Regions from separate parts of the Mus musculus genome. Here region 2 is linked to region 1. A link is a loop called in an ENCODE intact Hi-C map of the cell type or tissue named here. Cell type or tissue: gastrocnemius. All regions are shown on one strand.

Evidence for each region. Hi-C counts contacts between places; a loop is a spot of excess contacts. Peaks named below come from ENCODE experiments on the same cell type or tissue, not always from the same donor. Only the 100,000 strongest peaks of a DNase experiment are listed, where the experiment ranks them.
Region 2: it touches region 1 in a loop (4-fold over the local background); 3 of 42 quality-filtered maps call a loop at or near these places.

Annotation. Positions count from the first base shown.
Region 1 is chr14:7,856,888-7,864,887 of GRCm38, reverse strand. All of the region lies in intron 1 of Flnb (filamin, beta), which reads right to left. Among named protein-coding and RNA genes, the nearest start is that of Flnb, 43 kb to the right of the region's middle. In gastrocnemius, no CTCF peak of the experiment used is centred here; DNase peaks (open chromatin) are centred at 806 and 3,384; H3K27ac peaks cover 1,172 bases.
Region 2 is chr14:7,925,758-7,933,757 of GRCm38, reverse strand. It overlaps Flnb (filamin, beta), which reads right to left. Exons shown (of 46, transcript NM_134080.1): 33 at 7,247-7,375; 34 at 6,239-6,412; 35 at 4,599-4,757; 36 at 3,796-3,999; 37 at 2,843-2,995; 38 at 2,612-2,734; 39 at 1-44. Among named protein-coding and RNA genes, the nearest start is that of Gm45521, 28 kb to the left of the region's middle. In gastrocnemius, a CTCF peak has its summit at 1,208; a DNase peak (open chromatin) is centred at 4,599.

The DNA of each region.
Region 1 (8,000 bases):
GGAGATCTGCCTGCCTGGGTTCCATCTCTAGGACTTCAAGAAAAAAGGACAAATTTGAACGGGGTGTGGTAGCACACATTTGTAACTTCAGCACTAGGGAGGCCAACGCAGGAGGATCCTCGGAAGTTCAAAGCCAGTGAGTTCACACCCAGCCTGGGCCACGTAGCAAGACGCTGCCTCAAAACTCATGCATGCGTAAGTGTGTGGGCATATTTATCTCATAACCTGAAGTCCGGTGGTTCTATTTTTATCTGGGTTACATATGTTGCTCTAAAGAAGAACGCAAAGCTCTTTTCAAGCACATTTGGGAAAGCATGACCAAGCCAAAGTCAGAGTCAGTCTTATGAAATATGCAATGACCTGGACTTCTGTTTCGAATGAGTTCAAGGTGGGTGTCCTAACAGGAAAGCCCCCTTTATGGCCTTCCTGGGATATATGATACCTTCATCCTGCTAGTCTAAGAAGCTGGAGGGAAAACGGGCTTCGTTCCAAAAGTGATTTTTGACAGGTAAAGGTTCAAACATTTAGCCCAGCTCTTAGAACAATAAAAAAGATGGAGACTTGCCCAAAAAACCTCCCCTGTTCCCATCCACAGGAAACAGGAGACTCCCCAGGCCTTGGAAAGGAAATGCCACAAGGGTATCCCAGTGTGTGCATCTGGCCATTGCTGTGGACCTGGTGTGCTGGGGAGAGCTCATTCTGACACACAGCGGAGGAGGAGACCAGAGGGAATGGAAGCCTTCTCACAGTAAGGGGCTGGAGGGCCTCTGCTTTCAGGGACGAAGCAAGCCAACGCCCAGCATGCCTGCCCAACCTCTCATACTCTGCTTGCGTTTTCATGGATTGGAACCCGGCCATGGGCTTCTCCTCCCAAATCCGACCAGTCACAATTCCCAAATAACTACCCTGGTGATTGGCAACCCCAACCCTCAAGCCACACACACTTTCTCAAACTAACTACAATTATCCAGTTACTTATAAATGACAGCGCTGCCTTTTTAAATAGCTACAAAGTTGATTTGAACTACTATAAATTGTACAATGGAATTTATTTATATTACTTCTGTATCAGTCCTCTGGTCCTTGTTAAGGAGGATTTTTATGTGGAATGGGGCCAATTATGAGGTGAATACCAGATATTTTTTAGCATTCTGCAGAAATAACTTTGAAATGCTTCTTTGAAGGGTCAGTTCTCCAAAGTCAGGGATATGGTAGACTTTCATCTCTCCCATCTCTCACCAGCAAGGGCCAGACCAAAACAACCATGTCCCCTACCTACATCTACATCTACATCTACATCTACATCTAGTGCTATAACTGGCATATCACAAGAGTTCCTGAGGCACCTTTCTATATGGCTGCCAATGATTAACCAAGGTAGCAGGAGTCGAGCAAAAGAATGAGAACAGTATGCCATCCTCTGACCACGAGGCAGTTGGCTACAGGGCCATAAACAGGCAACAAGTGATGCGGGAGTTAAGAGGGAAAGTGTCACTAGGGCTACAGGAACAATATTCCATGCTCTCTGCACACTCAGCAACTGTTCGCTGTCAGGAGGCAGTGTGGTACGGAGTCTGGAAGACAGGTGGCTAATCCATGAAAGTATCAGAATGACTAACATTAAAGACAATACAAGGGCCTGGAGAGATGGCTCAGTGGTTAAGAGCACTGCCTGCTCTTCCAGAGAACTTGGGTCAATTCCCAGCACCACCATGGTGGCTCACATGTCTGTAACTCTTGTTCCAGGGGATCCAACACCCTCACACAGACATATGTGCAGTCAAAACATCAATGAACATAGAATGAAATTAAATACAAGCAAAACAAGGAAACAAGGGTCTGAGAGATGGCTCAGTGGTTAAGACACTTGCTGCTCTTGCAGAGGGCAGGGGTTTGGATATTAGCACCCTTATAGTTGCCGCCAATTCTAGTTTCTGGGATCTGACACAACTTCTGACCTCCAAGTGTACACAGTATATACTTGCATACATACAGGCAAAGAAACATATAAAAACAACAAATGCGGAGGTAAAGGAAGGAGGATGGCGCCTTACAAAATGTTGGTAGGAATGAAGACTACAGCAGCCACTACAGAAGGTAGTTCAGAGCTTCATTTAAGAGCTAAAATCTATTGGTGCTGGAGAGATGGCTCAGTGACTAAGAGCACTGACTGCTCTTCCAGAGATCGTGAGGTCAATTCCCAGCTCACAACCATCTGTAATGAGATCTGATGCCCTCTTCTGGTGTGTCTGAAGACAGCTACAGTGTACTCACATACATAAAATAAAATTTAAAAAAATCTTAAAAAAAAAAAAAGCTAAAATCTGACTTATAATGATTAAGCTGTACCATTCATTCCTGGGTCTACAGCAAAGGAAACCATGTCAGCATACCACAGAGATACCTGTCCATCCATGTTTGCTGCTGTATGACTCAGAATAACCGAGTTACAAAATCAGCTTAGGCCTCCACCGATGGAAAAAGAAAATGGTGTGTGTGTGTGTGTGTGTGTGTGTGTGTGTGCATGGAATATAGAATATGTACACAGCTAAAAAGAACAAACTGTGCCATTTGTAGGAAAATAGATTAAACTGGACATCATCATATTCTGGAAAAAGAAAAGTAATGCATTTTCTTTCCTATATGGAAATTAGGGAATACACACACACAAACAAACACACCCCAGATGGGATGAAAGGAACTAGCAGAGAGGAGGATAAGAAAAGTAATGGGGAATGAATATAGTCAGAGTACCTGATATATGTGAACAAAAATGTCAAAATTCATTGTTCAGTACAACAAGTATAAACGGGCTATAAAGTCATCAACAACAGCAGTAAACAAACAAAACAAAACAAAACAAAAACTGGCCATGGAACCAGCAGCTCAACTACATTTTTCTCTTTGGACAACACAGTGCTTCTCTGACCTTTATTTTCCTCATCTGACAAATGGGAATTATAATCAATGATTTGACAGAGTGGTGTGAGGGTAAGGCCAGAGAATGCCAAGAGTTGAGTGTGAAGGCTGGCACACAGTAGGTGCTTAATAAGTCTCTTTCTCCTCCTGCATTCATTCACCTATAATTTTCATAGTATGTAAAATATTCCTCCCTAGAGCCGGAAGCATAGTTCAAGTGTCATTTCTAACCAGAGATGAAAAGAAGTGCTTGGTGGACTTAAATGCAGTTGAACTGTTCAGCTTGTCAGTTCCCAGCTAAGCCATTCATTAGGAGAGCCATTAGGAGGCCACTCCAAGGCCTCCCCTCCTGACCACCACACTACTGTGAACCCAGGGCATACAGAATTGAGCTCTCCACTAAGCAAGACATCAGTGAGCTGAGCAGTAAAACTCACACAGCCCCAAGGAGCCCCTCCCCCACAGCGCTCCCCAGAGACTAGTCAGGAGCTGACTGAACCTGGCTGAAGGACCATGGTACTCAGAGCAGATTTTCTGGGTCATGTGCTCAGCCCTGTTTAGATGTCCTGATCTCATGATGCCTTGTCTGTGGTTCTCAAAGTTCCTGGCCTGGAACTCCCCCCCACCCCCCATCTCCTCCTCTTCTAGGCCTAGAAGGAAAGGCAGGGAGAGCCCAGAAAGGACAGGTTCTGGGCGTATCCTCGGCTCCATCACCTCTTCTCTCTACACCTCCGTTCCCTCACCTGGAAACTGGGATGATGTTGTTCAAACAGAGCCTGTGGTGAGCTGGTAGCAGCAGTTCCTGGACAGGGCTGCTCCCACAGAACCCTCAACGGCACAGCCCTCGTGCGCTCACGTGCCTGGGGCTCACTGGCATTGTGAGGCTGACTTGTTAAGCCCCACAAACCATGCCTGAGTTGTAGTCTTCAGGTGTCCAAAAGGCAGGGCAACTGGAGTTGAAAGGAGGCAACTGACCAATTGCTCCAGTTCCTCAGTGAAAATGTGGAAGGTACGAAGCCTAGCCACATTGAGTCTTGGCTAAAGAAGATCCATTGTGGCCAGTTGCCTAAGACCAGGGTCCTAACTCTGGTATATATGGCTGGTCCTTCTAATCACACAGCAGACTGTGTAGGGGGTCCCAGGAAGGGTAAGAGGCCTGGGCCAGCTTCATTCCTCTCTGTACTCTGTCTTCCCAGGGCCTCGGACCAAAAAAAAAAAAAAAAAGCAATAAATAGACAAGGCAGTGACGTAGAGCCAGGTGACTCATGGCCCTGAAGACTGGAGAGCAGCTATGGCAAAGGGCATTAAAATCATCTTTCTCCTTCCAGAAAGATGGTTCTCCCAGCCTCTCTGGACTTCAAAGGTCTAGGTGTTGTCAGTGAGCAGCGGGTAAAAGTGAAGAATGCCATTACTCCAGCCCTGGGTGATGGGTGGCTAGCTCCCAGACTGCTGCAACCTACACCTTCCTCAGCTGTGACCCAACTGGGGTATGGACCGGGAGAACAACAACCACCACCACCACCACCACCAAAGGGCTCCCAAAGATCAAAAATGACAATGAAAAGCACATTTTAATTCTTCTCCAGTGGTGTTCCTGATGGTGTTGTCCACCTGTCTCTCAGTTCATCACCATCGCTACACACTCAGCCAAGCCTCTTTGTGACAGCAGTAACGTGATCTATTGTCACATGGGTCTATTTCAATATAGACCACAGCCGGGCAGTGGTGGCATATGCTTTTAATCCCAGCACTTGGGAGGCAGAAGCAGGCAGATTTCTGAGTTTGAGACCAGCCTGGTCTACAGAGTGAGTTCCAGGACAGCCAGGGCTACACAGAGAAACCCTTTCTCAAAAAAACAAAACCAAAAAACCAAAAACCAAACCAAACCAAACCAAAACAAAACAAAAACCAATATAGACCACAATAAAGGTTGGCCTGGGAAACTGGGATCAGCTGAATTTCCGATTATCTCTCCTGCTCACAAGCTGCTCAGAGATTGGCAGGGAGCTCTGAGGTAATTTTTATACCGACTGTGTTTTGATTGTTCAAGAGTGCATTCAGAAGGTCTTGATAGGTGAGCTTTCGAAAATGATTTCATTCATAACTGTCCTGTTACTTTTGCAAAAGTATCTGAGAAAAGCAAGTGAAGGCAGGGTCTACTTCGGCTCACAGTTTGAGAGGACATAGTCCATCATGTTGGGGGGTTACAGTAAGAGGGCATAAGGCAGTTGGTCAGATTACATCTGTAGTCGAGAAACAGTGAGAGATGGAGAGTGTTCAACTCATTCTCTCCTTTGTATCCTGTCTGGGACCCCAGCCCACAGAATGATGTCATCCACAGTTAAGGTGGGTCTGCACATCTCGACCATTCTATCTAGAAAGTCCCTCATAGGTGGTCCTGTGGGAATTCCCAATCTCATCAACGTGGCAACCAAGATCAACCGTCTCAATGACACCCAAAAAAAGACACTGGGGCCAGAAGTAAATGTCTTTTTGGAGTATTCAGGAGGACTCTGAGGCCACTTCTAGCCTCAACAAGATTCTGACATGGGTTACCAAAGCTTGCCATGAACAAGGCCTCTGCATGGGAAGTGAAGGCTCAGAAATATCATGGCGGGGATCAGGATTGGCACTGTCTGAGGGGCAGTATGGGCTTCACTGCTACAGACTCTAGTAAATATTTTCAAATGTTGGGGATTTCTACTGCAAACCTGGCATAGTGGCACATGCATTTCATCTCAGTACTTGGGAGGGAGGCAGAAGCAGGTGGATCTCTATGAGTTCAATGCCAGCCTGGTCTACATGGTGAGTTCCAGCTGGCAAAGGCTTCATAGTGACACCTTGTCTCAAAACAACAACCAAAACAGGCACGTAGAAAATAAAATTTCTACTGAAAGCCATGACACATTCCTACCCAGCAAACTATTCTTTCTGTCCCTTGTACACTTGTTGAACTTTTAGCCTTAAATAGAAATAGTTGTAGCAAATGATTCCAGAAATACCTGGCTTTTATTTTGGTATTGTGTTGTAAGCTACATTTTTCAATATTTAGTAGCTATTTACCCCTCCCTAACAATACTTTTTTTTTAAAAAAAAAATTCACTTAAAAATTAAGTTTATATACAATAATAAAGCTGATATTAGGCTAAATGATTAAATACTAAACAGCAGAGAAGAGGGTATAAATTGTCTGGTCCAAAAACTTGGGAAAAAACAGCTAACCAGGGTTCCTATTAGCATACCAAAGCACATGCTGGGTTCCAGGCTCAGTAGCTGGCTCCTCTCAGTTCTTCCCTCTCTCCAGCTTCTCACTGCTGTCTAACCTGGTCATTTGACCATTTGACCTTAAGTCCTTCTCCCCTGCCCTCTCTGGGCTCTCTCAGTTGTCTTCCCATCGCCTCTCTTGGCCACACCCACTCTGCTGGTCAGGTTCAGTGCACTACTTCCTCTCCATGCTCTGGACTCTCCCGGATGCCTCTGGCTGTACTCTCCATCCTACGTCCAATAAAAACCTTCCTTTCAATTGTCTTGCAGCGGTCTAGTCCTTATTTTCTGTAAGTAACATTTCATTTTCTTTTATTGGGAAATCTTTAAGTTAGATTTAAGGTTCAGGAATAGCACTGGGAAGGAGGTGGAGACAGAAGGATCTCGAATTCTAGGCTAGCCTGGCACGTACATGGTGTTGCAAGCTATGTAGTAAAATCATGTCTCAACAAAAAACTATCAAATGTTAGGATGATGATTATAATCTTGTTAGGAAAGTTAAAGAAAAAGGGGGCAAAGAAAGGACACTCCAAAATGGTCTGAATTATGTACACTTTTATCAGTCCTTGCGTAAGCGCACACTGCTGACCCACCATAGAGTTTCGGGTTGACTAACAGGGCAAGGCCCCAAGGACTATTCTGAGCATGCTCATGAGTCACAGAGCAGAAAACAGCCACTGGAAACTTTGGGTTAAACCCAACATTAGCACATAAGGCCCACCATAGCATGAAAGCCATCAGTCCTGGGCTCACAGCCTCCAGCCACCACCACTCAGAGACTATATATCTCCAGCTGAAATAACAACTGTTGGCTGTGAATGGAGGTCACAGAGTCCATCTCAGGCTGTCATGTAGAGAGGCCACCTCCCCTGAAATGCAGCTCACTTGCTAGAAGTTAGACCCAACATGAGTTCTAGGTTGCCTGAATGTGCAACCCACCAAAAGGGGGGGGGGGCATGAGAAACAGGCCTGAGAAGACCCCTAAGCACCCTTTCTGTGGTCAACAACAGCATGACAGGTGGGGGGTTTTTTTGTTTTGTTTTTTTGTTTTTTGTTTTTTTTTCTATTTAGAAACTTCCCAGGGCTAAGCCCTGTGCACCCTGAAGCCCTTCTCTGTAACAAAGACCATTCAAGGTTGGCTCTGATAGTTAAATCCCATTTTAAAAATGAGATAATAGAGATAAAGCCATTGCTCTAATTCTCTGAGTCTGTTTATATTACAACATTTAAGTCCTTACTCTCACTCTGCAGGTGAGGAGGCAGGGGGTCTTATGGCTGGTAAGTCATAGCTGCTCAGGATGGGAACCAGGCTGCCAACCCACAGGCAGAGCACATGAACTTCAACTGGTTCCATCCATTTTCACTGTCCAGACCTGCAAGGCTCTAGGAGACAACACAGTGGGCAGAATGTATGTAGTCTGGCTACAACAAAAAGAGGACACAGGATGTGCAATAATGTGTCAGGGCTGTTTGTCCACCAAGGCCTTCTGAGATCTGGGATTCCAGTAATCAAGGCGCTCTCTCTCTCTCTCTCTCTCTCTCTCTCTCTCTCTCTCTCTCTCTCTCTCTCCAGGAAGTCCCTGCATATTGGTTCTTAGAGAGAAACCATCTACAGCCAACTCCTTAGAAGATATGGTTCTGCCCAAGGCAATACAAACCTGTTACTCTGCTTCTTTCCTCTGGAAAATACAAATTAGGCTTACTTAATATTTTTGAAAGCCCTGTTTGTTCTTTCTCTTCTGTTCCCATGTCCAACAAAAATTTCCCATCTGTCTTCTAAGCATCAGACCTCATGCTGGATACCAATTAAATTTTAA
Region 2 (8,000 bases), 69 kb before region 1:
AGAGGGGCTGGTGACATGGGCAGACATGTCACTGCTGTTGATCTCTAAAGGTAAAAGGTTGGGAGAAAAAGTTAGGGCAAAGGTTTGAGGCCATGCAGGGCACACAGGTCACGCAGAGAAGGTTGTGGCAGGTACAGCCCAGGGGTGGGAGGTGCTTGGACTCCCCGTGGGCTAGAGGCCTGCCTTCCTGTGACCAGCATGAAGGGGGCACTGACACATCCTTTTCCACTGAGCTATGTCAACAGCTTTCGTGGCTGGAGTCTAGTTATCTGTACATGGCAGCAGCATCACACTAGGACCTATGCTGGCAGCTGCGGCATGTAAGGAAACCCACCTGTTTCTACCTGTGTCTCTCTTACATTTATATGAGCTTATATACGTATGTACGTATGTGTGTCGTCTATGAGCAAGTGTGCGACAGCATGCATGTGGATGAAGGCTAGAAGACAGCTTGCAGGAGCTCTCTCCAGCCAATACGAGGGTCCTAGGACTCAAGCCTGTGTTATCAGGCTTAGCAGCAGGACCCTTAGACACTGAGCCATCTCATAGGCCCCAAGAGCCTTCATCTCTTATCGTCAAGCTCTGCTGCTTCTTTCGGGCAACAAGGTCAAAGGCATTAAGATACAAAAGTGAACACAAGCCAATTAAGATACAAAAGTGAACACAGGCCATTTCAACCGCAAAGGAGGAACCATGCGTGAGCAAAGCTTTCAGCCTCAGGAAAGCAATGCTTTTGCATACTAGTCAGCCACTTGCAACCCAGAAGAGGATCTACTCCTGCTAATCCACTTTGACTCACAGCCTCTCCAGCCGGGAGGAGGGAAGTATACTAGTCGTTAAGATGCTACTTTGTGACTAAGATCACCCAAGAGGCCCAGGTCCCAGGAACTGATAAGGTCTCCTCACTAACAGATGAGAGGGCATCTGGTGGACATGAGGAGGGTGGTTCTTGCAGACTCCTCTGCTATCAAGTAACTGAAAAGAATGACCAAGAGCCAAAGAGGCCTCAGACGGGACAAATATCCACACGCGCAGATACCACATGCGCAGATACCCGAGTTCCTCAGGTAAGAGTCGGCAGAGAGAGGAAAGGTAATTGCAAAACAGAAAGTGGGAAGCAAAGCAAACTCCACATCACAAGTTAATCCTAGAAATAAGACTAAAATGGCGATACCACATCTTCCCCAGGAGAAAGAGCACCTCCTGTTGGTGGGTGATGGGGAGCAACAGGAGCCAATCCATTTCTGGAGGAAGGTTTACCAAAGCATGGCCAAGTCCAAATTCACTGGCCAGCCAGCTTCGTCCACCTTGAAGCACACAAACTTTGTACTGTCACATCCAGGGAACAGTTTCTAAAAGGTGACCTTGACTGTAGTAATTAGATGTTAACTACAGTCACACTTGACAACAATGGTGGTGTACTTGACTCCAGCTAAAGGGTGTGTGTGTAGGAATGTGCAGGGTTGGGAAAGAGCCCTTTCCTCTTTGATCACGTATGTGCATCTTTTGCATCTGTTTTCATGTGTGTGAATGCGTGCATATGTGCAGGCCAGACGACAGCCTCAGGTCCCATTCCTTAGAAGCCATCCACCCTGGTTTTTAAGAGTGTCTCTCACTAGCCTGATTATCAGTGACTGGCCGGACAGTAGGGCCTAGGACCTCTTGTCTCTGCCTCCCCAGTGCTGGGATTACATGCAGGCACCGTCACACCTGACTTTTCTGTCAAATAGAAGTTCTGGAGACGGAACTCAAGGCTTCACACTTGTGTGGCAAAGACTTTACCAACATAGCTGTCTCACTCCGTTACGCTCTGCCTTCCCAATGTGTGGGCAGAGGAGTCCTGAAGCTTTCACTGACACAGTGACTGTGCACAAAGACTGCCAGTCATCTCTCAGACAGGCTGTGAGCCTGCTCACAGTGCCTGAAGCCTCTGTGAAAAATGATTTGTCGTGAAGCCACCCAGCTTTGCAGCAGCTCTAGTCCTTCCACTAAAGATAAGAGAGATGGCTGGGCAGTGGTGGCGCACGCCTTTAATCCCAGCACTTGGGGAGGCAGAGGCAGGCGGATTCCTTAGTTTGAGGCCAGCCTGGACTACAGACTGAGTTCCAGGACAGCCAGGGCTATACAGAGAAACCTTGTCTCAGAGAGAGAGAGAGAGAGAGGCCAAAAGGCTGTTGCTAGTTCTCCCCACCTAAACACTTGTAGACATTGGCATCAGCAGGCCATGCTCCCTCTGACAGTATTTTCATTGGAAAAGGGAACTCTAAAAGCAAATCTGTTTCCCCTCGGCAAGGCAACAAGACTGCTTGCATTTGGGAGAAAGCGGTAAGAGGTGAGCACATTTGTCCTAAGTGAAACCTCTGTTAAAGACAAAAAGCTCATTGTGGTGTCCCTAGCCTACAGCCCCGGCACTTCGTAGGCTGAGGCAGGAGAATCACAAGTTTGAGGCCACTCTGTGCTACATATTGAGACCCTGCCCCTCCCCCTTTTAAGTAATTAAGAAAAAGTATAAAATGCAAATGTCCCCAGGGTGGACAGCGTGCTTTAGGTCATGCCTGTACTTGGTCCCAAAGTGCTGGCTGCCGCCCTGTCCCATCAGCTCCACACTCACCCGGGATCTTCAGGTTCAGGTCACAGATACTGCCAACCGTGGCCACAGCCGGAGCCCGGCTGGTCCGGGTGATGCTCTCTCTGACTCTTCCCTCGCCACTGATCTTCACAGTGAATGGGCTTCCTGGGAGACCGAGAGGGACCCCGTGAGCAGCCTCGGTCTACCTCGACGCACGGATGGCATTTACCCAAAACCCAAGCATCACAGAGGGAGGGCAGAGGGGTCTCATACCAGGCACATGCTCGTCAGCAAATTTGGTGGAGACGATATAGACCCCGGGCACAGTGGGGAAGTAGGACACCTTGCAGGTGCCGTCCTCCAGGTCCTCTGTTTGGATGTCCACCTTGCTGGGTCCTTCTACTGCCAAGGATATGCCACCATAGCCTGCAACACAATATCCAGCTTGGCTCCGGAGCTTGTGGCAAAGGAGGAAGCAAAAGGCTCTGAGAAGTTCTACAACAGGATAACCTGCCAACTATGGCTTTGACCAGACGATTCCTTCCTTGAAGGTATCTATCAATGTCCCATTTGAACATGCGGCCCATGAAACTGTATGCCCCTCAATAAATGCCTGGACTGTCTTAAGGGGTTATCTGAATTTTCAAACAGCAGACTAAAAGTTCAACAGTATGAAATCCCACTGGTGAGCATTGAGTGGGGCAGAAATCTTTCCAATCTCTGCCCTGGGATTATAACTTTGTCTAGAGCTCACGTGGCTGCCACTGCCAGTCAAGAAAACAGAAGACGAAGGCACTGGGATGTAGTATGGCTTGAGAGAGCCCAACCTAACTCAAAGCATCTCAAAGAGCGATATGGGGTGTGTGTGTGTGTGTGTGCTATGCCTTATTTTACCCAAAGCACCAACTGTTCCACCATGGTCTGCTCGGGGGACCCTGGGAGCTGAGGACACAGAGGCTCTCAACAGTGATATGAGCACACATAACAGAGATCTGTGAGAGCTTGTGGGTCTGGAGTGGGTTTCAGAAATAGATGGGATGGTGATTCCCATGTGTCTCAGTTTTTTCTCTATAAAGCAAAGTCCTGCTCCTCTTGTGATTCAGGTAGCAGCAAGCACTCACATCTCAGAGGCTGAAGGATGCTTGGAGGTAAAAGAGTTGGCAGTATGAAAAAATGAACCCATTGCCACAAGCTCTGAGTATTTCCCATGGAACTACCCTACAGACCTGCATCTCTTGTGTCCACGATGAAGTCTGACATCTCAAAAGTCCGGCCTTCTGACAGGCCTTGGCCATAGACTTTGGCTCGGCGTGCATCACCAATTTCAGACTGGACCACCATAATGGACACAGGGCTGTTGGCCACGTGGTTACCGTTTTTCTTGATGCTGACTAGATGCTCACCCACTTCTCGGGGGATGAAGGAAATGCCTGGACCAGAACACAGGTAGAGGCTTAGTAATGGGAGGTGGAGAAAGAATGAAGGACAAGTGGGGGGAGGAGACTGGTTGACAGAGAATGTGTTCATGATCAACTTGACACGGTCTAAAATAATCTAGGAGAAAGACCCTATGCATGTCTGTGATGGGTGGCCTTTCTAGATTAGGTTAACTGAGGTGGGGAGAGCCAGCCTCAATGTTGGGCTCTCTCCGGGGCTGGGGTTCCAGACTGAATAAAGATTAAGTCAAGCAGAGCAACAGCATTCATCTGTTTTGCTCTCTGTCACATAAAAATTTCCATCATGATGGGTTGTATCACTGAACTATGAGTCAAAATACACCTCTCCGTTCTTAAGCTGCATTTGCAGGGTAGTTTGTCACAGCAGTGGGAAAAGTGACTAATACAGCTTATTCTCAAAATTGGAAACAGGACTGTCTTATGTTGCAACAATCCAACGTCCACAGATGTTAACACTGATAGGGAAGCGTGCGTGTGATACAGGTTTACTGTAGCAACCTCCAACGGATCACCCACTTCCTAAGGAGTCTCTGCTCCCCCTCCCACACCCCACCATGCTGGCCAAAGCTCACCAATGTGGTTGTTGGGTAGCCTCTTTAGCAGACAGGGCTCGTCACGTCCAGATGGGGCCTTGATACTGGCTGTCAGTGTGCTAAGGTCTGTCTCACTGATGTCCAGAAGGAAGTCAGCAGCTGAGCCCAGCTTCACTTGGGAGCAGCGTCTGTTATCATCTGAGAAAAAGCAACAGAGCTCCTATTACATGTGCTCGCTGGGCTGTCTAGAGAACATGGTCTACATGGCACTTGGAGATGTGACGTCAAGAATCTTTTACCCACAGGTGTATGAAGATCATGTGCCTCTGACAATGAGTATATAATGACCACGGCAGGACAATGGGTGGTTATGACTGGTTCAGGGGGAGACAAGGAGCTGGAAGGAATCTGAGCTACAAATCCCTGTGAACACTTTTAGAGGAATCTTTGACATGCAGAAGAACTAAACTAAATATCTTTCTGTACACAACTCAATTCAATGGGCTATGTATATAGAATGAAATAATATTTAAAAAGTTAAATCAGGATATTTAAATCAGGATATCTGCAAGAAAACAAATGAATGGAAATTATCATATTAACTGAAGTCAAGCTGACTCAGGAAGACCAACACCACATGCTTTCTATCAGATGCCGTGTGTGTGTGTGTGTGTGTGTGTGTGTGTGTGTGTGTGTGTGTGTCTGTTGGAGAGAAACAGAAAGAGGAGGGAAGAAACTAGAAAGGGACCCTGAGAGGGAAGAAAGCTATCTTTTTTTTTGTTTGTTTGGGACAGGGTTTCTCTGTGTATCCCTGGCTGTCCTGGAACTCAGAAATCCACCTGCCTCTGCCTCCCAAGTGCTGGGATTAAAGGCACGCGCCACCACGCCCAGCTTTTTTTTTTTTTTTTTTTTTTTTTTGCGCGGGGGTGGGGGTTGGGGGTGGTGGGGGTGGTGGGGGGTGGGGGTGGGGGAGAAGCTATCTTAAGGGAGGGGTACAGTGAGGAGGAGGAGGAGGAGGAGTTAGAACCAAGTATAATGCATCTATATGAAAATTCCATAATAGAAGCCATTACTTTGAATTATGAAATAAAAAAAAAATTAAAGAAATTTTTGGCAACAGAAGGCATTTCCACCTGCTGCTGTGTCTTTGGGCAATTCCCAAAGAAGCTTGGCTCCTACTCCCCACTGTTACTGCCTCCTTCAGTCAGGTCTAAGAATCCTTGACAAGAGCCTTGATTTGTGCATCTTCCAGAGAACCCACCATGTGTTCTTAACTCAGCAGGCAGAACAGAGCCAGAAGCGTAGGTTATGGAATGGGACAACCTGCTTCTGAATACAGTGAACTTGGCTCAATGGCTACCTCTCCGAACTTCAGACCAGAAAACTAATAGGGCAGATATCTTATGTAGTATGGAACGAAAGGCCTCTTTAGTTCCTGCTCTCTGCCTGTAAGCATTGCCTTGATGCCTCGTTCTGAGAATTTGCTTTCTGGTTGGTAACTCTTGTTTTTATTTTGTTATGAAAAAAGGAGGATTTAGGCAGCCTGACCAGACTTAGGTTTCCCAAATATGGGAAAACCAAGTACCAACCTAGCTTGCTACCCCAGGCTGAGGAGATGGGGTGGGGCTAGGCACAGCTAGATCTCCCATGAGAAATTCCTATAAGCCGGGCAACCCTACCTGTGATCTTGGCAGTGAAGGGGCTGCCAGGAATATGTTTGTCATTGTACTTGACCAGAATGCTGTAGTCCCCTGGCAAGGTGGGTAGGTAGGTCACTGTACATGTCCCGTCTTTGTTGTCAATGCAGCTGATCTCTGCTTTCGAGGGTCCTTCAATAGCCAAGTCCAGACCACCTAGGAGAGGGGATATGGAGGGAGGACAGTCAGAGAGAAATACTTTATTTCTAGAAAGACAATGCCTCTGGAGGGGGCCCTGACACCAGGGCCATTCCATGCGGGTATCAAGACAAAGCAATCTTCAGAGGAAAGCCCATGGAACCACATCACTGTGAACTGCACTCACAACCCGACACTTAAATAACCCCAGGGTCTGAGAGGTAAGGAGGAGACCGAGTACTACATCAAGCATATGCAGGATGGGCTAGCGCAGACTCTCACGGGGCTCAGGCAAACACAGACTCTCACAGTGCTCAGGCTAGCACAGAGTCTCTCTCACGGTGCTTGGGGTAGATGCCACCATCAGAGCCCAAGGCTGAGGAATGTGTGACTACTATGGTTGGCACAGCACTTCAGCTAGAACTTACAGCTAAATACCTCGTGGGAGGGCCTGAGGGACCAACAAGCAAACTGAACAAAAATAAAGCCATTTTCAATCAAAAGCCCACGTGAATTCTCAGTGAGTCACATGAAATAGCTCATAATACAAATCTGATTTCATTCACATAAGAATTTAAACATTTCTATTTTGAGGTGGAGATGAATTTTTATATGAGAGAAAATAATGAGACAAATGATACCATATAATAGTGATTTTTTTTTTGTTTTTCTTTTGAGATGCGATCTCACTATATGGCTCAGTCTAGTTTTGGACTCCTGGGCTCACGAGATGCTCCCACAACAGTCTCCTGAGACTACCTGAGTGCTTCCATTCACAGCACATTTTAATCATGCTCATTTATCTCTCCAAAGGAAGGTTATACCTGCATAAACACGCAAAGCATACCATACCTTCTCCCGCATCCTCTGTGACAATGGTGAAGGTGGCAGTTTTGTTGGCTACTCCATACACAAGGCCTGGACCATAAGCAGACACACTCCCACTGTTGGGGTAGTTCACGTAGAACTGCAGGGGGCTCTCTGCATTTTCCAAGGACAAAAACAAAACTGAGACTCATTACATGGTAAATAGATACCTCAGATAATCGGCAGTACATTAAAGTCCTCCCAGCAGGAGAGTCCGCCACCCTCTGAAGCAGCTCAAGGGAACTGGTGTAGGAGATTTCATCTCAGCTTAACAAATGAGAAGGACACATGCGTATCAGGGAGGTAGATGCTGCTTTCTAGAAAGAAGGCTGTTTGTTAGTGCCATTCAAAACCTAAGGCCTGACCTAAGAAGCTCATCTTGAGGAAAGAAGCCCACAGTGATCCACGGCTACTCTCATCCCTATTAAAGCTCTTTAGTCTCCAGGATCCACCTGCAAACCAGGAAATCATCCGGGAGTCGACCTACATATGGAACATTAAAGATCCACGAGTACGACCTTGAGAGGTTAACCGCAGTATGTCACATCAGAGAAAAGCAAACTGTCTTTATATGTAAAACTGATATTTCATAGCGGCTGGTATGATGGCTCAGTGTGGGTAAAGAAACTTGTGCAAGCCTACTGACATGAATGTGATCCTTACAGCCCATGTAAAGGTATAAAGAGAGAACTAACTCTACAAACCTTTCCTCTGACCTCCACATGCATAGCTTGGCATG